Regions from separate parts of the Homo sapiens genome. Here region 1 is linked to region 2. Evidence: read pairs that join two places in POLR2A ChIA-PET (ENCODE). Cell type or tissue: Panc1. All regions are shown on one strand. Each heading gives the region's core, and the rest is flanking DNA. Links, peaks and the distances in the headings are about the cores only.

Region 1 (13,250 bases), core at 2,953-10,952, 66 kb before region 2:
ATACAATAAATAAATAAAAGAATAAAGTTGAAAGTTTCATGAGAAGCAGAATATTTATGTAGATTCAGAGTACCATCTTACAAAATGCTTATTAATTACAAAGGAGAAAAGAGAAACTTTATCATGAAGAAGACTGGCAGACATGGGCCTTAACCAAGTGATCAAAATGAATACCATCAGTAACAGAACTTCTCAAAATCATGTGCCGCCTCATAGGATATAAATTATAGCATTACCTCTGTGATACTCCTGCCAAAGGTGTTTAGCCTAACTCTAATAATAGGAAATGTCAGAAAATCTCAAACTGAGGGACATTCAGGAGTCCTGTATATCTCAGAATCTTCAGAGGATTGGTTCCAGAACCCCCTCAGATAACAAAATGTGCAGATGCTTAAGTCTCATATAAAACGGTGTAGTTTTTGCATATAACCTATGCATATCCTACCATATACTTTGAATAATCTCTGGATTACTTATAATACCTAATACAATATCAATGCCATGTAAGTAGCTGTCTTAAAAATTTGTATTTTTGGCTGGGCGTAGTGGCTCACACCTGTAATGCCAGCACTTTGGGAGGCCGAGACGGGTAGATCACCTGAGGTTGGGAGTTTGAGACCAGCCTGATCAACATGGAGAAACCCTGTCTCTACTAAACATATAAAATTAGCCAGGCGTGGCAGCGCACTCCTGTAATCCCAGGTACTCGGGAGGCTGAGACAGGAGAGAATCGCTTGAACCCGGGAGGCGGAGGTAGTGGTGAGCCAAGATCGTGCCATTGCACTCCAGGCTGGGCAACAAGAGTGAAACCACATCTCAAAAAATAATAATAATAATAATAATAATAATAATAATTGTTAATTTTTTAATTGTTAAAACAATTTTTTTTCGCCAAATATTTTCAGTCTATGGTTGAAATATTTCGGTTGGTTCAGTCTGTGGATGCAGAACCTACAGATACAGAAAGGCGACCATACTTCAATTTGTCAAAGTCATGACTTCAACTTTTACCTTAAACTAAAACAGAGCAAATTGAACACAAAATAAGCAGAAGGTAGAGGATAATAAAGATCAAAGCAGAGATCAGTTGAATAGAAAACTGAAAAACAGTAGAGAAAATCAGTGCGGATATTAAAAGAGTAATGGGGAAATATGAACAATTTTCTGTCAATAAGTTTGACACCTTGGATAAAATGAACAAATTCCTTGAAGATTAACAATACTCAAAGCTCATTATTGCTACATGGGATATTATTGGGACATCTGAATGAAACTTGAATGTAGTTTGAATGTAGTGTAGTCTTATATCACTATTAAATGACCTGATTTAATGGATGTATTACGATGCTTTAGGAAAATGTTCTTCTTTACAGGAAATATACACTCAAGTATATATTAAGTATGGTGAGGCTTCAGGTCAGCAATTTATTCTCAATTGATTCACTTGAAGAAGTTCTTGGAGGCTGGGTGCAGTGGCTCACACCTGTAATCCCAGCACTCTGGGAGGCTGAGTTGGGAGGATCACTTGAGCTCAAGAGTTCAAGACCATCTTGGGCAACATGGTGAAACCCCATCTCTACAGAAAATACAAAACTTAATTGGGCATGGTGGTGCACACCTGTGGTCCCAGCTACTCGGGAGGCCGAGGTGGGAGGATTGCTTGAGCACAGGAGGTCAAGGCTGTAGTGAGCCGAGATTGTGCCACTGCACTCCAGCCTGGGTGACAGAGCAAGACCCTATCTCAGAAAAAAAATAAAAAAAAAGCTCTTTGAACTCTACTTGCAATTTTTTGTGTAAGTTTAAGATTGTTTCAAAATAAAATCATTTAAAAAAAAAAAAGGAAAAACGTGCCCAGGACTTGAGTACCCCTGGAACCTATTTTAACAGGAATGTTTCCTTTCTTTTACAGCGGAAAGGAAGCCTCCTTTATTTAATATGAATGCAATGAGTGCCTTATATCACATAGCCCAAAATGAATCCCCTACACTACAGTCTAATGAATGGTGAGTATTGTTAATATATATATTGCTCAGTGTTGAATAAATGAAATGCTTTTTCATAATCTGTTATCAAAGTGATTTAATTTCAGTTAGGTAAAATGTATCACCTTATAAGATATTAAAATAGATGTATTTTACCCTTTTAAATATATTTATTCTTTATCATGTTTCCATTTCATGGCATACGTATAACTGAGTTCAGAAAAGGATGGATGATGTCACATGAATGCAAAAAGTATTCATTTTACAAGAATTTGTATTTTACTTTCTCTTTAAATTTAGGAATACCTAATCCTAATTAAATAATAAATAGCATTTAAGCATTAATATTTTATAACTAAAATATATGTATTATTACAACCTATAGTGATATTTGATTGGAGGGATGGTTTATAATTTATATGATATAAAAATATAAGTAAAATGATTTGACTTTATCAAAATTACCAGGTAATTAAAAATATTGGGATCACTCTAATTATCATATTTGTTATTCAGTTTTATCTGATATTCCTTCTAGGACTTCCTTGATTTGTTAAAATTTAGTTCATTCATGTAAAGAGGTTTATGGACAACAGATTGACAATTTTAGAAAACTAGGATTTTTATCAACAGTATAAAACTGTAGTAGAAAATTAATTCCTCAGGTGTACCTAGCATTCGATAAATTCTAGGGGGATATTTAGCATATTTAATAAATATTTTGAAATTCACAGACATATAAATTAGGGGTACTTAATTATTTAAAGAGTACATAATTATGGCACATTCATATAAGTCTTTGCCACTTAAGAATGTGCCATATAACTCTAGTAAACTAATAATGCTAAAACTCTGTGCCAAAAGATTCTTTCTATATAACTCTACTTTGTGTTTAGAATTATATAGAACGAATCTTTTGACACTGAGTTTAGTGTTATGGTATGGTTTAGTACATTTTGTGCTGCTGTAACAGAGTATCAGAGGCTTGGTAATTTATAAAGAACAGAAATTTATTTCTCACTTTCTGGAGGCTGGGAAGTCCAGGACCAAGGCACTGGCAGGTTAGGACCTGGTCCTCCTACTTACAAGATAGTGCCTTTAACTCTGCATCCTTTGGAGGGGAGAAACATTGTGTCCTCACATGGCAGAGAGCAGGAGAGAGAGAACCCTCTCCCACAAGCCCTTTTTATAGCAGAATTAATCCATTCATGACCTGAACAACTCGCATTAGGCCCCACCTCCCAACACTGTTGCACTGGAGATTAAGTTTCAACATCAGTTTTGGAGAAACAAAAACATTGAAACCATAGTTGATACATATAAGTAAAAAATATATTGAACACAGACTGTCTTTACACTGTGTTTGAGACTTGGAGATTTATAAAAGAATTCTTGCCTACAAGGAACTTAAAATCTTATTTGAATATTGGAGACAAACATTGATGGAGTAATTATTTACTGCCTTACTGAACTCTTGTCAATAACACTATATAATAATGTGTTACAGACTTCTAACGTTTTTAAAAATATCTTAATTGGTTTTCTAGGTTTAATGGAAGTCTTATCCATTTGCTCAGGGGCACCAAATACTCAGGTATAAAAACACTCTCTCCAGAGCAGATAGAGTGATATTCTGAAACATGCTATATAGAAGAAGATCCAAGGGGCAAATAAGAAAGAGCTTATTATAAGAAAGGCTTAGCAAAAAGGAAAATAGAAAGGAATGTTATCTTGGGTTTGAAAGAAAAAAAAAAGTAGATAGGCTTCCCTCATTTTGCCTCGATATAGTAATATGAGTTGTGATATTTAAATATGTAGGAGCAGGATTTTAAAGTAATCTGTGTGAATTTATCTTTGGAAAATGGTGAACATTCATTGGTTGCTTTAGATAGATCTTCATAGACTTATATGAAACTGTATAGTCTCTGCTTTTTTTTAATCATTCCCTTTCCATTTCCCCTCCCACCAATAGGCACGTGTCTTGATTTGTGAATGTATTTTTAAAGGAAATAGCAATGTGTTCACTTGATACTTTCCTTTACAATAGGTCTGATTATTTTCGCAACTTTGTAGATTCTTGCCTCCAGAAAATCCCTCAAGATCGACCTACATCAGAGGAACTTTTAAAGGTCAGTTCTATTATAGTTTATTTATTTATTTTATTTTAAGACAAGGCCTCACTTTGTCACCCAGGCTGGAGTGGCAGTGGCACAATCACGTCTCCTGCAGCCTTGACCTCCCAGGCTCAAGCGATCCTCCCACCTCAGCCTCCCAAGTAGCCGGGACTACAGACACATGCCACTGAACCCGGCTAATTTTTGTATTTTTGTTAGAAGTGGGGCTTTGCCACATTGCCCAGGCTGATATCGAACTCCTGGGCTCAAGTGATCCACACCTGCCTCAGCCTCTCAAGGGCTTGGATTACAGGCATGAGCCACCAGTTCCATTATACTTTAAATTTGTTCTTACCCCTAAGAAATGATTGTAAAGAATGTGTTTTATTATTTGATTCTGAATTAGGATTAAGTATACTCTACTAGTTTTTAATAAAATACTAGTTTTTTATGCCGTTGTTTCTGATAACTTTTCTTAGATACTAAATTTTTGTATTTTGTTTTTCAAATTGATTAGCTGCTCTTACCATGTCTAAATAGAATATGTAGTTAAGTATTCAAATAGCTCAATACTTAATATGTGCAAGAATATAATCATGAGTTATAAATTTTAATTCATGTGGAACAATGTCTTATTTCAAAGTTGATAAAACATAGCTTAGCCAGGCGCGGTGGCTCACGCCTGTAATCCCAGCACTTTGGGAGGCTGAGGCAGGCCGATCGCGAAGTCAGGAGTTCAAGACCATCCTGGCCAACATGCTGAAACCCCCGTCTCTACTGAAAATACAAAAATTAGCTGGGCGTGGTGGCGCATGCCTGTAGTCCCAGCTACTCGGGAGGCTGAGGCAGGAGAATCGCTTGAACCTGGGAGGCGGAGGTAGTGGTGAGCCGAGATTGCACCATTGCACTCCAGCCTGGGCAACAAGGGCGAAACCCCTTCTCAAAAAAATAAAAAATAAATAAATATAAGGTTTTATGTTTTTGGATGAAACAATATGGTAAATAGTAGGCTGGGCACGGTGGCCCACGCCTGTAACCCCAGCTCTTTGGGAGGCCGAGGCGGGCGGATCACTTGAGGTCAGCAGTTTGAGACCAGCCTGGCCAAAATGGTGAAACCCTGTCTTTACTAATAATACAAAAATTAGCTGGGTGTGATGGTGGACTCGTGTAGTCCCAAATACTCAGGAGGCGGAGGCACAAAAAGCTTGAACCCCAGGAGGCAGAGGTTGCAATGAGCCAAGATCGTGCCACTGTACTCTAGCCTGGGCGATAGAGTGAGACTGTGTCTCCAAAAAAAAGAAAGAAAGAAGAAGACAATATTGTAAATAGTGGTACACATCAAACTAAAGAAAAAGTAAGAATGGCCGGGCGCGGTGGCTCACTCCTGTAATCACAGCACTTTGGGAGGCCGAGGCGGGTGGATCACCTGAGGTTGGGAGTTCGAGACCAGCCTGAGCAACGTGGAGAAACCCTGTCTCTACTAAAAATACAAAATTAGCCGGACGTGGTGGCGCATGCCTGTAATCCCAGCTACTCAGGAGGCTGACGCAGGAGAATCGCTTGAACCCAGGAGGCAGAGGTTGTGGTGAGCTGAGATCGCACCATTGCACTCCAGCCTGGGCAATAAGAGGAAGCTCCATCTCGAAAAAAAAAAAAAAGGAAGAATGTGACTGGCTTCTTACATTTGCCAAATAGAAGCAAAAGAAGCCTTTCTAACTCAGGTAGTAGTAACCCAGCCCACTAGTATTTGGTGATTAGATCCTAAGTCTGCATATATTAATAGTATTCATTTGCCTGGCCCCTAGTGTATATTATCACAGCCCTATTTGAAATGATAGGAAATAGTTATCATGAGCTTCTTATCTTTTGGACTAATTACATTTCTGTTGCAGTCTATCATAAAGAAAAAAACTAATAAAAAAATTTAATGTATGAAGCTATTTATCATGGAATTAAAAATTAGAAATAGCTGCCCCAAATTAGAGTAATGGTTAAGTGATTTGGGCACAAACATTTGATGAAATATTCTACAGGCATTATGTTTATGAGTTTGAAATAATAATAATTATTTTTTTTTTGTTTTTGAGACAGAGTCTTGCTCTGTCGCACAGGCTGGAGTGCAGTTACATGATCTCAGCTCACTGCAACCTCTGCCTCTGAGGTTCAAGTGATTCTCGTGCCTCAGCCGCCCGAGTAGCTGGGATTACAGGCCTATGCCTCCACGTCCTGCTAATTTTTTATATTTTTAGGGTTTCACTATTGGCTAGGCTGGTCTTGAACTCCTGGCCTCAAGTGATCTGCCTGCCTTGGCCTCCCAAAGTGCTGTGATAACAGGTATAAGCCACTGCGCCCAGCTAAAATAATAATACTTATGACTGTGAAAATTGAATAAAATAGTGTATAGAGGCTGGGCGCAGTGGTGTAATTCCAATGCTTTGGGAGGCCAAGGTGGGAGGGTCACTTGAGGCCAGGAGTTTAACTCTACCCCCCACCCCCCAAAAAATAAAAATTAGCTGGACATGGTGGTGCACACCTGTAGTCCTAGCTGCTTGAGAGGCTGAGGTGGGAGGATTGCTTGAGCCCAGGAGTTTGAGGTTACAGTGGGCTGTGATTCATAGTTACAACTCTTTGCATAAAAAAGAAATAAATTTGAGCTAACAAAGGAGGTAAAAGTTGTCTTAAGAATTCAAGGATAGCTGGGCGCGGTGGCTCACACCTGTAATCCCAGCACTTTGGGAGGGCGAGGTGGGCGGATCACGAGGTCAGGAGATCGAGACCATCCTGGCTAACACGGTGAAACCCTGACTCTACTAAAAATACCAAAAATTAGCCGGGTGTGGTGGCGGGCTCCTCTAGTCCTAGCTACTTGGGAGGCTGAGGCGGGAGAATGGTGTGAACCCGGGAGGCAGAGGTTGCAGTGAGCCGCAATCGCGCCACTGCACTCCAGCCTGGGCAACAGAGGGAGACTCCGTCTCAAAAAAAAAAAAAAAAAAAAAAAGAATTCAAGGATATTTCGTAGAACTCAAGGGATGGCAGAATATGTCTTTCTGGAATTTACATGCTAACTATGTATCTACAAAACATTTTATACATAGAAAATTTATGAAAAGTATATTACAATGTAACTGTGATCATCATAATGGTGGAATTGTTTTTTTCTACTTTTTGTATTTGATAAGGTGAAATTATATTAAATGCTAGTAATAAAAAAGTAATAATTTAATGGCTTTTAGTCTGTGTTAGTATTTTATAAAGAATATTGTTCACGCAGCATATAAAGGAACCCAATATCTAGTGTCTAAATTCATCTTTCATAATTCACCATCATTAAATACATTCCTGTTGAAACAAATATGACTCAGAGCTGAACATGTCTTTTGTGTGAAATCATCAGTTCTTAGAATATGTAAACCTTGAGAGCTCTGATTGGACTTAATTCTTAGTGTTTAGACCCTTCAGTTATTTTAACTCTGCATTTTTAGTTGGCCAACAAAAATATTATGTTCAAAATAAAGAAAAAGAATAGTTATGTATGCACAGAGTATATGTATGTAAATGATAATTTTATAAATAGAAGAAATTTAACAGAATTATATAGCTATAGATTACATGCATTATCTATCATAGGATATTATCTCTAGGGTCTGAGAAGGAGTACCTTGTCACTAATTGAAAAAAAAATCAACCTTTTACCTTCTACCCTATCTAGCACATATTTGTTCTTCGGGAGCGCCCTGAAACCGTGTTAATAGATCTCATTCAGAGGACAAAGGATGCAGTAAGAGAGCTGGACAATCTGCAGTATCGAAAGATGAAGAAACTCCTTTTCCAGGAGGCACATAATGGACCAGCAGTAGAAGCACAGGAAGAAGAAGAGGTAAGAGATAAAAAAATGACTCCAATATTGAATTTTCACTTTTGGTTTCTTTCCTTATGCAGCTTGCCCTGCCATAATTTACCTTATATACCAAGGGTTTCCAGGTTGTATTTTCTCAACACTGGTCCTATAAAATCCCAGTTAGGAATAAAAAAAGGTCCTTTTTTCTTGGAGAAATAAGAAAAGTTAAAAAAAAAGTTTTTTTTAAGTCTTTAATCATGTTAGATTGCATGCTCTAAATCCAACCCCTTTATGGTACACAATGTCATAATGAAGGTTCTGAGAAGTCCTTCGTTAAAGAAACTTGTTCATCTTTGTTTAGTCTAGGCCTTCTCTAATTTCTTGACCACTGAACCTGTTTTTTTATTTTTTAATTTTTTTGTTTATTTTGAGACGGAGTTTTGCTCTTGTTGCCCAGGTTGGAGTGCAATGACATGATCTCGGCTCACTGCAACCTCCACCTCCCTGGTTCAAGCGATTCTCCTGCCTCAGCCTCCCGAGTAGCTGGGATTATAGGCGCGCACCACCACACCTGACTAATTTTTATTTTATTTTATTTTTTGTATTTTTAGTAGAGACGGGGTTTCACCGCATTGGCCAGGCTGGTCTTGAACTCCTGACCTCAGGTGGCCCACCTGCCTCGGCCTCCCAAAGTGCTGGGATTACAGGCATGGGCCACTGTGCCCAGCCTGAGCCCTTTTTTGACTGATTGTCCAGTTCCATATGATGTGCTTTTGGAAGTTCTTGAATTACAGAATGTGAAGGTTGAATGTACTCTCTCAGAAGTCATGAGAAAGTTAGTAGGCATTCGACTGTGTCACCAAAGAAACTTGATTTCATTCCATCTACACCTTTTTTTTTTTTTTTTTTTTTTTTTAAAGACAGGGTCTTGCTCTGTAGCCCAGTTTGGAGTACAGTGGCACGATCTCGGCTCACTGCAATCTCCACCTCCCGGGTTCAAGCAATTCTCCCCCTTCAGCCTCCCGAATAGCTGGGACTACAGGTGCGCCACCACGCCCAACTAATTTTTTGTATGTTTAGTAGAGACCGGTTTCGCTATGTTGGCCAGGCTGTTCTCCATCTCCTGGCCTCAAGTGATTCATCTGCCTCAGCCTCCCAAAGTGCTAGGATTACAGGTGTGAGCCACCGCACCTGGCCTACACTGTTCTAAAATACTCATTTTACAGATACCAAAAGCAAGGCTCAGAATAAATTAAGTTGCTCACTGTAGGTAGAGGAACATGGGTTCAAATTCATACCTCTTTTACTCTCAAGGCCAAGTTCTGTGTTGCCTCTTAGGGAGAATGGAAATACAGATTTGCTATAGAAGTATTACAGAACTTCCTCATGAAGCAATATACATATTAAGTATATTATGTGTAAAGCTATTTTTTCCCTCTAAATATTTTGTTTCTTCTTTGCCCCGTCAGAATTCATAAAATTTTATTCTTTTCTATTGCTTTCCATCGAGAGAGACCACTTTGTATTCTGAAACCGTGCTCAATACTTTCTTTTCTCTTTTTAATGTCACTAAATAAATAATGAACTGTCAAATATAAGACTTTATAAACTTACAATTTTTGGTTTGGGGATTATTTTTAGTTCTTAATGATAGTCACTAGAAAATTGGGATGATTTCAGATATGTGAAATACTTTAATAAAGTGAAATTAATAAAATTCTATGTAGTTAAATTGTTAACAACATCTGTGTTAGGCTGGGGATGTAAGAAAAGTCCCTATCTATATATGTGTCTGTGTTTATTAAATTCTGCATATCTTAAAGAATTCTGGTATGGTAAGACTACTGTAATGTTAGTGCCCAGATACTACAGCTGCCCGTTTACATCAGAAAAACATTCTTATGATTGTGATTTGAAACAATATAATATGTAATTGTTAGTTTACACAAGAAGAGGTAGGAATTAATGTTAAATTATTTGGTGGTAAAAAGATAATCTAGAGTTCCCCAAAAACCTATTGAAATACAAAAAAAAAAAAAAAAGAAAGACAAGAAAGGTAATCTAGAGACTATGTTTTCCAGAAGAAAGAAGAATCTACTTATGAAAGGCTGATTTAATAAAGAAGAATAACAACTACAATGAAGTTTCTAGTACTTTATTTTTTTTTAAATGCTCCTTATGGAGCAGGGCTACGCCGTAGGCACTGTGCCCAGAATAGCCAGTGCTTTTTTTTTTTAAAAGGAGAGATTTGTATTAACCAAGAATTATTGAGAAATGAGCAGGATCTCTATATATACCCCATGAGATGTACTGTAGAAATGGTTATTTTAAAATATCAAGCAATTTAGATAAAATATTGTACTTTGAAAATCACCCAAATCTGATCAGCTGACTTTGTTTTAGACAGTTGGTTGAATTTTTTTGTGATTTACTTGTTGGTCATTTTTGTTTTTCAATAAACTAACAGTTGATAAACTTCCTGGTCTTGGAAAATAAAAGCAATTTCTCATGATAGACCAACTTTCTGAGACTGTCTGCCAAGTGGTATGCTAGGTGCTTATAGTCAAGAATTCAGAAGAGAGAGATATATATTAATATTTGAACTGAACTGAATGTCCTTTTCTCTTAGGAACAAGATCATGGTGTTGGCCGGACAGGAACAGTTAATAGTGTTGGAAGTAATCAATCCATTCCCAGCATGTCCATCAGTGCCAGCAGCCAAAGCAGTAGTGTTAACAGTCTTCCAGATGTCTCAGATGACAAGAGTGAGCTAGACATGATGGAGGGAGACCACACAGTGATGTCTAACAGTTCTGTTATCCATTTAAAACCAGTGAGTATTTGGATTTCAATGAAAGAAATTCAATGTTGGTAAACTGTTTTCTTCATCTGTTAGTTTAAGAGAAGGAAGAAGGAAGATAAGGAAGTTTCCCGAAGTTTGGAACATGGCTGGGCTCAGTGGCTCATGCCTGTAATCCCAGCACTTTGGGAGGCCGAGGCGGGTGGATCACTTGAGGCCAGGAGTTCAAGACCAGCCTGGCCGACATGGTGAAACCCTGTCTCTACTAAAAATACAAAAATTAGCTAGGCATGGTGGCACGTGCCTGTACTCCCATACTCCCACCTACTTGGGAGGTTGAGGTGGGAGAATCGCTTGAACCTGGGAGGTGGAGGTTGCAGTGAGCCAAGATCCCACCACTGCAGTCCAGCCTGGGCGACAGAGTGAGACCCTATCTCAAAAAAAAAAAAAGTTTGGAACATTTTTTAATGGAAAAAGCCTTGTTAACTCCTAACCTGTTATCTCCATTTGGAAAATTCATGTTTTGAGAATACAAAAAGAATGTGGAACTATTTCAAAATATTAGAAGAAAAAGTACAGAAACTTCAAATATATTATTTGACATTATTTACATGAAAAATAAAATACTAAAAAATAGGAAGGATACACATAAAATGATAATGGTTGCCTTTGGGGAGTGAGAAATGGTTGGGATGAGTGATGATCAAAAGTGAATTTTATGTTATCCATAATGTTTATATCTTTTTTTTTTTTTTTTTTTGAAACGGAGTCTCACTCTGTCACCCAGGCTGGAGTGCAGTGGCCACAATCTTGACCCACTGCAACCTCCACCTCTCAGTTTCAAGCGATCCTCCTGCCTCAGCCTCCTGAGTAGCTGGAATTACAGGTGTGTGCCACCCTGCCTGGCTAATTTTTGTATTCTTAGTAGAGACAGGGTTTCACCATGTTGGCCAGGCTAGTCTCAAACTCCTGACCTCAAGTGATCCACCTGCCTCAGCCTCCCAAAGTGCTGGGATTACAGGTGTGAGCCACTGCGCCAAGACGTTTATATCTTTTTTTCTTTCTTTCTTTCTTTCTTTTTTTTTTTTGAGACAGAGTTTTGCTCTTGTTGCCCAGTCTGGAGTGCAGTGGCGCAATCTCGGCTCACTGCAACCTCTGCCTCCTGTGTTCAAGCAATTCTTGTTCCTCAGCCTCCTGAGTAGCTGGGATTACAGGTGTGCACCACTATGCCCAGCTAATTTTTTGTATTTTTAGTAGCAAAGAAGTTTCATCATGTTGGCCAGGCTGGTCTCGAACTCCCAACCTCAGGTGATCCACCTGCATTGGCCTCCCAAAGTACAGGGATTACAGGCGTGAGCCACTGCACCCAGTGTATATCTTAAAAATAAAGCTGAATGTAATTGTAGAAAACTGTAGATTCTGGGTTTAGGAAATGTGGGTGTTTGCTGCATTACTCTTTACCCTTTTGAATATAAAATGTTAAATCTTCTGAAAAATACTGGAAAGTCAGGTAACTCCTTTTAACAATTAACAGGAATGCTAAGGCTGGGAGTAGAGGCCCACCCCTGTAATTCTAGCATTTTGGGAAGCTGAGGCGGGCAGATTGCTTGAGCCTGGAGTTGGAGAACAGCCTGGGCAACATGGTGAAACCCTGTCTCCGCAAAAAAATTTAAAAATTAGCTCGGCATGGTGGTGCATGCTTCTAATCTCAGCTACTCAGGAGGCTAAGGTGGTAGGTTCACTTGAACCCAGGAGGTAGAGGTTTTCAGTGAGCCAAGATCGTACCACTGCACCTCAGCCTGGGTGATAGAGTGAGACTGTATCTCAAAAAACAAACAAACAAAAAATAGGAATGCTTCCTTTTTCACTTCACAGCTTGTGTTATTATCTAAAAGTAGTAGGTACAATGGCTAAAAGATGGAAACAACCCAAATTATTCATCAACGGATGTATTAACAAATTGTGGTTTATAGGCCAGGTGTAGTGGTTTACGCCTGTAATCCCAGCACTTTGGGAGGCCGAGGCAGGCGGATCATGAGGTCAAGAGATTGAGACCATCCTGGCCAACATGGTGAAACACCGTCTCTACTAAAAATACAAAAATTAGCCAGGTGTGGTGGCACACACCTGTAATCCCAGCTACTCAGGAGTCTGAGACAGAAGAATCGCTTGAACCCAGGAGGCAGAGGTTGCAGTGAGCCGAGATCATGCCACTGCACTCCAGCCTGGTGACAGAATGAGACTCTGTCTCAAAAAAAAAAAAAAACTGTGGTTTTTACATCCAGTAGAATATTACTCAGCTATAAAAAGGAATGAAGTTCCAATACATGCTGCCATATGGTTGAATCTTGAAAACATGTTAAGTGATAAAAGCCTAGACACAAAAGGACAAATATTGTATAATTAAACTTCTATAAAATATCTAAAATAGGCAAATTCATAGTGACAGAAAGTAGGTTAGGAGTTACCAGAGACTGGGTGGAGGTCAAAATAGAGAGTTATTGCTAATGGATGCA
Region 2 (10,248 bases), core at 2,145-10,144:
TGCCTATAGATCCCCCCCTACTCAGGAGGTTGAGGTGGGATGATTGCTTGAGCCCAGGAGTTTGGTGTCCAGCCTGGGCAACATAAGGAGACTCCGTCTCTAAAAAAAGATTCTTTGTTTTCTCCTCACAATTGGGTTCTTCAAATTACAGTGGGATGAAAGATTCGAGTTATGCTTAGAATTTGAAATCTATCCTACCTGACTATAAAAGAAATTTGAACATAAAATTAGTCATGGGAGGTCGGGCACGGTGCCTCACACCTATAATTCTAGCACTTTGGGAGGCCAAGGCAGGCGGATCACTTGTGGTCGGGAGTTTGAGACCAGCCTGGCCAACATAGAGAAACCCTATCTCTACAAAAATACACAAATTAGCTGGGTGTGGTTGCGCATGCCCGTAGTCCCAGCTACTTGGGAGGCTGAGGCAGGAGAGTTGCTTGAACCCAAGAGGCGGAGGTTGCAGTGAGCTGAGATCATGCCACTGCACTCCAGCCTGGGCAACAAAGTGAGACTCTGTCTCAAAAAAAAAAAAAATTAATCACGATTGTCAGCTAGCTTCACAGCCCCTATGCCATCACCTACATCACATTTCGCCAGCTGCAGAATCAGGGTCTTCCTGTATGTGTCCTGGGCAATTAATGACTTTACCTTTTGCTACCCTATTTTCAGGTACTTGTTCTTAACGGATACAGGGAGAGAAGGCTGCTGAGGGTGTTAGCTCTGTGCAGGCTGTGCAGTGAAATTTAAAGGGTGCCATTTGTAGATAACGTGCATGGCTCCCCCCATGCAGTTGTGCACCCCGGCAGCTCTGAAGAGAGATACCCTGAAACCCCCACCTTTTTGTTAAAATCCTTTACATTTTGGAGTCCAAAATGGACATTGTTTAGTATCATCTCAGACAGTGATTAGGAAAAGGCAAATAATGTATGGCATAAAGAGCACTAATTTGGGTCTGGTCTTAGCCCCACCACTAACCATGAGATCTTAAAAGTCACATCGTCTCTGACCATCTATAAGAAATAGAAATGCAGATGGTTTTTGACAAAAATTGATGTGAAACCAATTAGCTGTGACATAGTATCAGTGTGTGTGTACATATATGGGGGTGGGGATGGGGAGAGTTTGTCCTCAACTGGGCAACCCAAACCCAACCTGTGAGGCTCAAAGGTGCTGCTCTTCCAGGCCCTTCCCAACTTTGCAGTGCAATTAATAACTGGAACTTCTTAGCCTTATAAGATGTTGATCAGAGAATAAAGACTGTGATTTGAAAGCAGATGCCCCTTCATCATGGAGGTCTTTGAGCTATGGCTGAGGAATTAGAGTCTTGGAGAATGGGATCTGTTTGCTATTAAGTATCTCATTATATCCTAACAGACCTTATAAATTAAGGCCTATACACATTCCCAGTCTTTTCATATGGAACAACTCATAAAATAACTTTCTCAGGGTCACTTAAGTCATAGATGAAGTAGAAACTGGAACCCACATCTCCAAACTATTACTTCAGTATCCTATCAACACACAAACACTGTTTGCCCACTGAATAATATATTTGTTGTAGGCACCATCAATGATCAGGGAATTGTGCGCCTGCTGGGAAATTATTAGCCCAGAACAGGAGACCTGGTTATTGATTAAACAGAGCTGCTGCTGGTTAGTGTTAGGCCACACGAGGCTAGATCTACAAAAGTGAGGCAACATCCAGTGGCTAGAGAATGTGCACTGAGGCTCTGCTAAACGCCACAGTAGGCAAGCATGGCTTAGTACACAGAAGACTTCAGAAGACAAACAGCACATATTTGTTTCTGGAGATTTAAAAAATAATAACATTCCAGTGTTACTGGGAGACTGATTTACTATTCAGAGACAAATAAGTTGGAGAGAAATTTTTTGTTCAACCATACTAAATACTAAGGCAAGGTATTGCATTATTACAAGGTAAGACTAGAGGGACTAGAGACTTACTTTTGATGCATGAGTGTCTTATTGTTTCAATGAAGTATCATTTTACCTTCAAAACTTTAGCTCCGGCCGGGTGCGATGGCTCACTCCTATAATCCCAGCACTTTGGGAGGCCGAGGTGGGCGGATCATGAGGTCAGGAGATCGAGACCACAGTGAAACCCCGTCTCTACTGAAAATACAAAAAATTAGCCGGGCGTGGTGGCGGGCGCCTGTAGTCCCAGCTACTCGGGAGGCTGAGGCAGGAAAATGGCGTGAACTTGGGAGGCGGAGCTTGCAGTGAGCCGAGATGGTGCCACTGCACTCCAGCCTGGGCGACAGAGCGAGATTCCGTCTCAAACAAACAAACAACAATAAAAAAAAACCTTTAGCTCCTCTGAGCAAGTGCGACTAGAGCATAATCATTGGCTATCTTAAAAATATACTCTGATGCCAGGTGTGGTAGCTCACACCTATAATCTCAGACTTTTGGGAGGCCGAGGTGAAAAGATCCCTTGAACCCAGGAGTTCGAGACCAGCCTGAGTAACATAGTAACAAACCCTATCTATACAAAAAATACAAAAATTAGCTAGGCATGGTGGTGCACACCTGTAGTCCCAGCTACTTAGGAGTCTGAGGTAGGAGGATCACCTGAGCTCGGGAGGTCGAGGCTGTGGTAAGCCATGATCACACCACTGGGCAATCCAGCCTGGGTGACACAGCAAGACCCTTTCTCTAAACAAAACAAAACACTCTGGGCTGGGAATGGTGGTGGCTCATGCCTGTAGTACCATCACTTTATGAGGCTGAGGCGGGAGGATTGCTTGAGCTCAGGAGGTTGAGGATGCAGTGAGCCAAGATTGCACCACTGCACTCTAGCCAAGGTGACAGAGCAAGACCTTATCTCAAACAAACAAAAACCACAGACACACACACTCACTCTGGTCACTTTGGCAGGGTTATTTTCATTAAAATTTATGTTATCTCTCAACTCCCAGGATCCTAGTCAGGTCTGTGGTTTTCTGATCCTTGAGCCCAGAAACCCACCTTAAGTTGTTACAAACACTAAGATCATTAGCATTATTTATTTTAATTCACAGACCTTAGATGAGAAGAAACTGGATATCTGATCTAGTTCATCCTCATTTCTTGCCACATGTTCTCTCCATGATATGTGCCAAGGGGCAGTCTAGCTTGAATATCCCACTGATGATGTGAGACTTACTGTTTCCTGAGGCATTCATTTAATCTCTGAGTACTTGGACACTCCCTATGTATAACTTCTCAAGCCTTCCTGAATGCACTCTTATCTCTGCAAATTGTGATAATGAGTCAAAGCAATTTCTGGTGTCATCCTTTCTGGCTTGACTGAAGAATCACAAATACTCCTTTTATTGGCATTGTTACCAAGTTCTACCAGAGTGGCCAAGTGTATCTGCTTGTTTAAGCAGGGAGAGGAATTCATGCTAAAATTCATCTCTAAAGGAAGATACCTTGGCATTCATTACTAAAGGTGACTGATTGAGAAAGGACCTTGTGGTTTGGGATGGAAGATGAGTACAGAGGAGTTTCTGACTCTAGGTGGTTCTGAGGTTATGTATAAAGCCAAGGTGACACTTCCTTGTTTTGAGACCTTTTCTCTTTCCTTTTTTTGAGACAGGGTCTTGCTCTGCTGCCCAGGCTAGAGTGCAGTGGCATGTTTACAGCTCACTGCAGACTTGACTTCCTAGGCTCAAGTGATTCTCCCACCTCAGTCTCTCTAGTAGCTGGGCCTACAGGCATGCACCACCATACACAGCTGATTTTTGTATTTTTTGTAGAGACAGGTTTTCACCACGTTGCCCAGGCTGGTCTCAAACTCCTGGACTCAAGCGATCCACCCACCTCAGTCTCCCAAAGTGCTAGGATTACAGGTGTGAGCCACCATGCCTGGCCAAGGCCTCCTTCCTTCCTTCCTTCCCTCCCTCCTTCCTTCCATCCTTCCTTCCTTCCCTTCTTTCTTTTTCTTTCTTTCTCTTTCTTTCCTTCCTTCCTTCCTTTCTTTCTTTTTCTTTCTTTCTTTTTCTTTCTTTCTTCTTTTTTTCCTTTCTTCTTTCTTTCTTCTTTCTTTTTCTTTCTCTTTATTTCCTTTCTTTTTTTCTTTTTTTTGAGACGGAGTTTTGCTCTTCTTGCCCAGGCTGGAGTACAATGGCGCAATCTTGGCTCACCGAAACCTCCACCTCCCGAGTTCAAGTGATTCTCCTGCCTCAGCCTCCCAAGTAGCTGGGATTAGAGGCATGCACCACCACACCTGGCTAATTTTGTGTTTTTAGTAGAGACGGGGTTTCTCCATGGTGGTCAGGCTGGTCTCGAACTCCCAACCTCAGGTGATCCACACGGCTCGGCCTCCCAAAGTGTTGGAATTACAGGCGTGAGCCACTGCGCCCGGCCAAGACCTATTTTCTATCAGTATCCAAGTCTTAGGATATCGTCACTCAAAACAGAGATGATGTCTTCTCAGAGAATTTAGTGCTGTATTTTTCATACTGTCATCTCCAGCCAAGCCACCCTGGAAATCTATGTATAAATACATAAAATACTAAATTATGAGAATTAAGTTATAGCTTAGCACAATCTTGATATCAGAGATCAGAACTTAGAACTCACAGAAAATTTCAGAAGCAGTTGTCTGCTTTCTGCATTCTGATCCATGGCTAGAGACAGAGGACTCAATTGCCACTTCTGAATTAATGCCTCCCTTTAGTCATTGGCTTTTTGTTTTTGCTTTATTGTTTTCATTATGATTTTGAGACAGGGTCTTGCTCTGTTGCCCAGGATGGAGTGCAGTGGCGCAGTCTCGGTCCACTGCAGCCTCTGCTTCCCAGGCTCATGCGATTCTCTCACCTCAATCTCCCAAGTAGCTGGGACTACAGGCGTGTGCCACCACACTCAGATGGAATTTCACCATGTTGGCTAGGCTGGTCCTGAACTCCTGGACTGAAATGATCTGCCTGCCTCGGCCTCCCAAAGTGCTGGGATTACTGCACTTTGCAGTGAGTCACTGCACCTGGCTCGTTTCCTTATTTGTATTCATTTTTTTATCTTACCATTTGAAGGTGTTGGTAAATAACGGACACCAAAAAGGAGGCAAGCAAGTAATGAGGCCTGAAGATTACTGAAGACCCACCACCTGGAAAGTCCAACTCAGTGGTTCTTAGGTGTTCGGGAGGGGCTCACTGAAGTCTCGACCTCCAGGGCTGAAGCAGTGCTACCGCCTCAGTCTCCCGAGTGGCTGGGACTACAGGGTGCACCACCATGCCTAGCTAATTTAATTTTTTGTAGAGATGGGGTTTTGCTATGTTGGCCAGACTAGTCTCGATCTCTTGGCCTCAAGTGATCCTCCCACCTCAGTCTCTCAAAGTGCTGGTATTGCAGGTGAGAGCCACTGTGCCCCGCCTATTGTTTGGTTTTGTTGTTTGTTTCTTGCTTCCTCAAACTCATAACTTGCCATTTTGTTCAAGGGCCACCCATTCACAGAACAGTGTGCCTGGGGCTCCTCCAGCTGGCTTCACACAATTAGCTATTTACCAAAGCAGAATTCACCTGTGTGATTCTTGAATCATTAGGCTAAAGGACAGGGCCATCCAAATCTTTCCTGCTTGAACAGAAATTACACTTTCTCAGCACAAAACAGGCATTTCAGCCCTAGTCTTCAAGTAGTAATGGGAAAATCAGAGAATGTTCTTGGGATATGCAGTGGGTGCATCTGGCACAAGGGCCACGGAAGAGAAATACTTTAGGGTTCGGGTCACTAGAGTTCAGGGTTCAAAGGAATTAATGGAACGTGAACTGGGGCTGATTCTGCCATTCTTCTGACTGTAACTACAAAGTTTATACATTTCTCTCCCTGGAAAACTTTCTTTCCTATCAAAAGGGAAAGGAAAACCAACCACTATTTCTCCAAAAGCTATTCTCTTGAAGAACCAGAATCTTGCATTATCTGGATAGTTTCTAGAGAAACTATGCAGATTTTCACCCTTAGGGACTCTTTAAGCCTTAGGGTTTAAAAACCACTAGGCTGCTTCCCATTTTGCAGGGCAACTGGGACTACGGGACCCTAATTAACTGAAATCCTCACTGTACCAGATGTGGAGGGCAGCTGGTGGTAGCGGATGGCCAGATGGCAGTAAATCTCCCTCACCAAGGCTTACACCAAGGCTGTTGTTCACCGGCAGTAGAGCAGCTTAATTTCAGTTCCTTTTTATTTATCCTGCTTAGAAACGGCAAAAGAACGTCAGATGAGGAATATGGAGGAGGAGAAACAAGAAGTGGGGAGAAGGGAGATAATTTTTCTTTTCTTTTTTTTTTTTGAAACACAGTCTTACTCTGTCGCCCAGGCTGGAGTGCAGTGGTGCGATCTCAGCTCACTGCAAGCTCCGCCTCCCGGGTTCACGCCATTCTCCTGCCTCAGCCTCCTGAGTAACTGGGATTACAGGCACCCGCTACCACGCCCGGCTAATTTTTTGTATTTTTAGTAGAGATGAGGTTTCACTGTGTTAGCCAGGATGGTCTCGATCTCCTGACCTCGTGATCCACCCACCTCGGCCTCCCAAAGTGCTGAGATTATAGGTGTGTGCCACCGCTCCCAGCCAGGAGGGAGATAATTTTTCACAACAAGATAATGTCCCTTAGATTATCGAGTGCTGTCTACATTTCAGTGCAGATTCTTGGAGTTATTTCAAAGTTTCTTCTGATTTGATCTAGAAGAACAAGATCTAGAATCTGGGGCAAGATTATCCAAACCTGAAATCAAGGCCTCAGGAATACCTTATACCAAGTCTTGGAATGTGGGTTTTCGTATAAGCAGCTCTCTTCTTTACAACAGCTTTGCTGTTTTTGAGGTCAGAACAGGAGCCCTCTTTCTCAATGACGATTAAAATAAAACTTCAGGGCAAAGTTTTTGAATCTTAGCAACACATGGAAACATATGTCCTGTTGCCAAAAAAATTTTAATTGCCTAATCCAAACCAGAATATTTAGATCAACCTGTATACTATATATTATCTCTGATATACTATATCTCTAGTCCTCAGCATTATTCTTCATAAAACCAAATACCCACTTATTTGCTGAGTGGCCAGATCTAAGAGGAAGCTTTTCTGCCTTTACAGGGATGGCCTTTTGAATAATTGAGCAGACGAAGCATTGGAATATGAAATATTTGTAAATCACTGGTCAGCTCTAGTCAACCTCTTGGTGCTTTTGTTTCCTCTGGTCCCAGATGTGTCTCCTGGCTCTGGAAAGGGAGAGGCCAGTAGTAGGATCAGAAAAGGGAGCAACCAACCAGAAAACACCTAAGTTATGAGGTTTGTGCTTTTCCTGACTTAGAGAAAGTCCATATCTCAGGAGATAAACAGTTCTGGCTGCAGCTCTCTGGAGTAATCCCCTGAAATGGTGCCAGAGGGAGCATGTAGGGTAGCCAAGATTCTGACTCCTTGAACCATGGTCTAGCAAAGCCCTCAGATCCTGCATGAGAGCGCTTCCTATTTGTAAAATACCCTTGGGATCTCTCCAGTGAGGCTTGGGGGCCAGATCAGCCCCATTCCTAGCTGAGACTTGCAGAGCTCCTCTGAGAGATTGGAACTTCGCATTCCTTGAGATGGACATTCACATTCTCTACCTGCTCAGCCCTCAGCGAGCCAGCCCCACTGCCTCTGCCGCCCTTCTCACACACACAAGCCTGCTGCCGCAGTTGCCAGAGCATTCGGTCAAAGCAGGGCGCCACAACCACAGAGCAAATGAGGGAAGTGGGGCCGAGACACAAACATCCTGTCCTCATGACATCAAATGGCTCCAGCTTGAGAATCGGGGTCACTGCCCAGTGACATACACAAACGTCTCATCCCTCTAGCCACTGCCAGTAAGAGGGCATTTTCTCCTGAGTCCATGGATTGAAAAAGTGCTATCCTTTGGCTTGTGATGTCAGTGACAGGTGACAGTGACTGGAACGCGCCGCTGCTGACCGGATGAGTAGGGATATGTTGAGCAGAGGCCAGGCAGGAGTTCTGCTGAGGATGAAGTGAGTGCAGGCTCGCAGGACGTTCCTTCTCTTTCAAGGCACCAATTTAAGAGAGAGGGACTGAATGAGGAGCACAGAGCTGGAGCTCCCTCTGTTCAGTCCGCCCCATCTTTCCAGGACTCCCCCTTGCCCAGCTCTGTTTTTCTTTGCAGGACTTGGGGGTTCTCAGGCCAGGTCTTTCACCTTGTGTATGATCGCTTCCAGTTAAAGATCTCCTCCAGGTTGGAAGAGGAAGAGACTTCCCGCCTCTGCAAGGCTCCCCCACGACGACGGCCCCCAAGGAAGGAAGCTCTGTGCCTGCTCAGCCCTTTAATCCTCTCCTCCGTTCGGAAGAACTCAGTCAAGGCCCGGAAGGACTCCAAGATGACCTCATGGCTCCAGGCTGGCAAGGGCTCCTGGCGCAGGAAGCCACAGTGGCCTCCGTGGCGACTGAGCAGGAGGAAGAAGTAGGGGTTGCTGTGGAAGAGTTCAGTTGTCAGAGTGTGGTCTGGGGGTCCACACACGGGGTCGTCAGCACTGCAGATACACAGCACAGGCACGGCTGCCTCATCGACATCCCGGAGCGGGTCGTTGCGGTCCCAGTAGGTATCCCAGCTGATGGGGAAGCTTTTGGTGTGGCAGAAGAGAGCCTCCTCAAACTCTCGAAGGGAACGGCTCCTGAACAGTCTGCTGGTGTCCACAGTGTCCTCCAGGGCTGTGGCATACCTGGCAGCGAGGTGTTTAGTGGGGAAGGTGGGAAAGAGAGGGAAGAATGAGAACATCAGGTGACAGCAGATGAGACAGACAGACAGCCCGCAGGCCAGATCTGTCCACAGAGGCTTTCTTTGGCCATTTAGGGCTTCGAAAACGTTTAATTTCATGGCCATCATTTAAAACCAGATAAGGCTGGTTGTGGTGGCTCACGCCTGTAATCCAAACACTCTGGGAGGCCAACGAGGTGGGTGGATCACTTAAGTCCAGGAGTTTGAGAACAGCCTGGGCAACAGGGCGAAAACCCATCTCTAAAAAAAAAAAAAAAAAAAATTAGCTTGGCATGGTGGCTCAGTCCCAGCTATTCAGGAGGCTGAGGTGGGAGGACTGCTTGAGCCTGGGAGGTCAAGGCTGCAGTGAGCTATGATTGCACCATTGCATTCCAGCCTGGGTGACACAGAGAGACCATTTCAAAAAATAAAATAAAATAATATAAAATAATAAAAGTGGCCAGGCGCGGTGGCTCATGCCTGTAATCCCAGAACTTTGGGAGGCTGAGGCAGGTGGATCACGAGGTCAAGAGATTGAGACCATCCTGGCCAACACGGTGAAACCCCATCTCTACTAAAAATACAAAAATAAGCTGGGCGTGGTGGCGGACACCTGTAGTCCCAGCTACTTGGGAGGCTGAGGCAGGAGAATCACTTGAACCCAGGAGGCAGAGGTTGCAGTGAGCCGAGATCGTGCCACTGCGTTCCAGCCTGCTGACAGAGCGAGACTCCATCTCAAAAAATAAATAAATAAATAAATAAAATAATAAAATTAGAAGATTTCACATAAAATGCAGGTGTCTGGCTTCTCTAGGGAAGTGGGAAGATCCAGCCACATGGGTGGGCATTTCTCAGCACAACAATGGGTTCCTCCCTCCTTCCTGTGTGACGGTGCCCACTAGGCCTGTCATTCACAGCATCACTGCACCTGTCTATGTGCCCTAGGGGCAGCATTTGACTTCACAGCTGCTGACAGTTCTCCTAACCTCAACTTCTGGCCCTCTGTGGAGAACTTGCTATGAACTGTAACCTACTAAACTGCTCCTAGAAGAACTTGCTGCTCAGAGTATCCAAACCAGCAGGTGACACCTCTGCTAATAATTCACATTTGACTTTAGGTTGCATTCATTGTTTTTATTTTTGCTTTTTAAACTAACATCCTGTCCTGGTAATGTCACATGAGTGTGATGTTGATCAGGTATACCTGGGGCAGATATTCCTAGAGAGTGTGCTGCCTGGCAGAGGAAGCAATTGAGTTGGTCATTAATTTACTGGGTGGATTCCTAAATGGGGGCCTCAGAGCAACTGCTTTGGGTAACAGGGAACATCTTTGCTGTTTCTAGACCCCTGGAGAGGGCTTGGCATCCTGACAAGGAGGCCAGGATGAGCAGCTCCGTCTTTTGAATAGCTCAATCCAGCCTCAGACAGTTGAAATTAGATGTTAATCTCTGACCAGGCATAGTGGCTCACATCTATAATCCCAGCACTTTGGGAGGCCAAGGCGGGTGG

What was found. Peaks named below come from ENCODE experiments on the same cell type or tissue, not always from the same donor. Only the 100,000 strongest peaks of a DNase experiment are listed, where the experiment ranks them.
Region 1: POLR2A ChIA-PET joins it to region 2 with 13 read pairs; 6 of 35 experiments call an interaction of 5 or more read pairs at or near these places.

What each region holds. Positions count from the first base shown.
Region 1 is chr17:29,487,755-29,501,004 of GRCh38, forward strand. TAOK1 (TAO kinase 1) reads left to right here. Exons shown (of 20, transcript NM_020791.4): 9 at 1,910-2,003; 10 at 4,030-4,111; 11 at 7,806-7,973; 12 at 10,564-10,767. Among named protein-coding and RNA genes, the nearest start is that of ABHD15, 73 kb to the right of the region's middle. In Panc1, for the core only: no CTCF peak of the experiment used is centred there; a DNase peak (open chromatin) is centred at 7,507.
Region 2 is chr17:29,554,383-29,564,630 of GRCh38, forward strand. ABHD15 (abhydrolase domain containing 15) reads right to left here. Exons shown (of 2, transcript NM_198147.3): 2 at 6,165-8,704. The coding sequence ends at 8,179. Among named protein-coding and RNA genes, the nearest start is that of ABHD15, 7.5 kb to the right of the region's middle. In Panc1, for the core only: no CTCF peak of the experiment used is centred there; no DNase peak of the experiment used is centred there.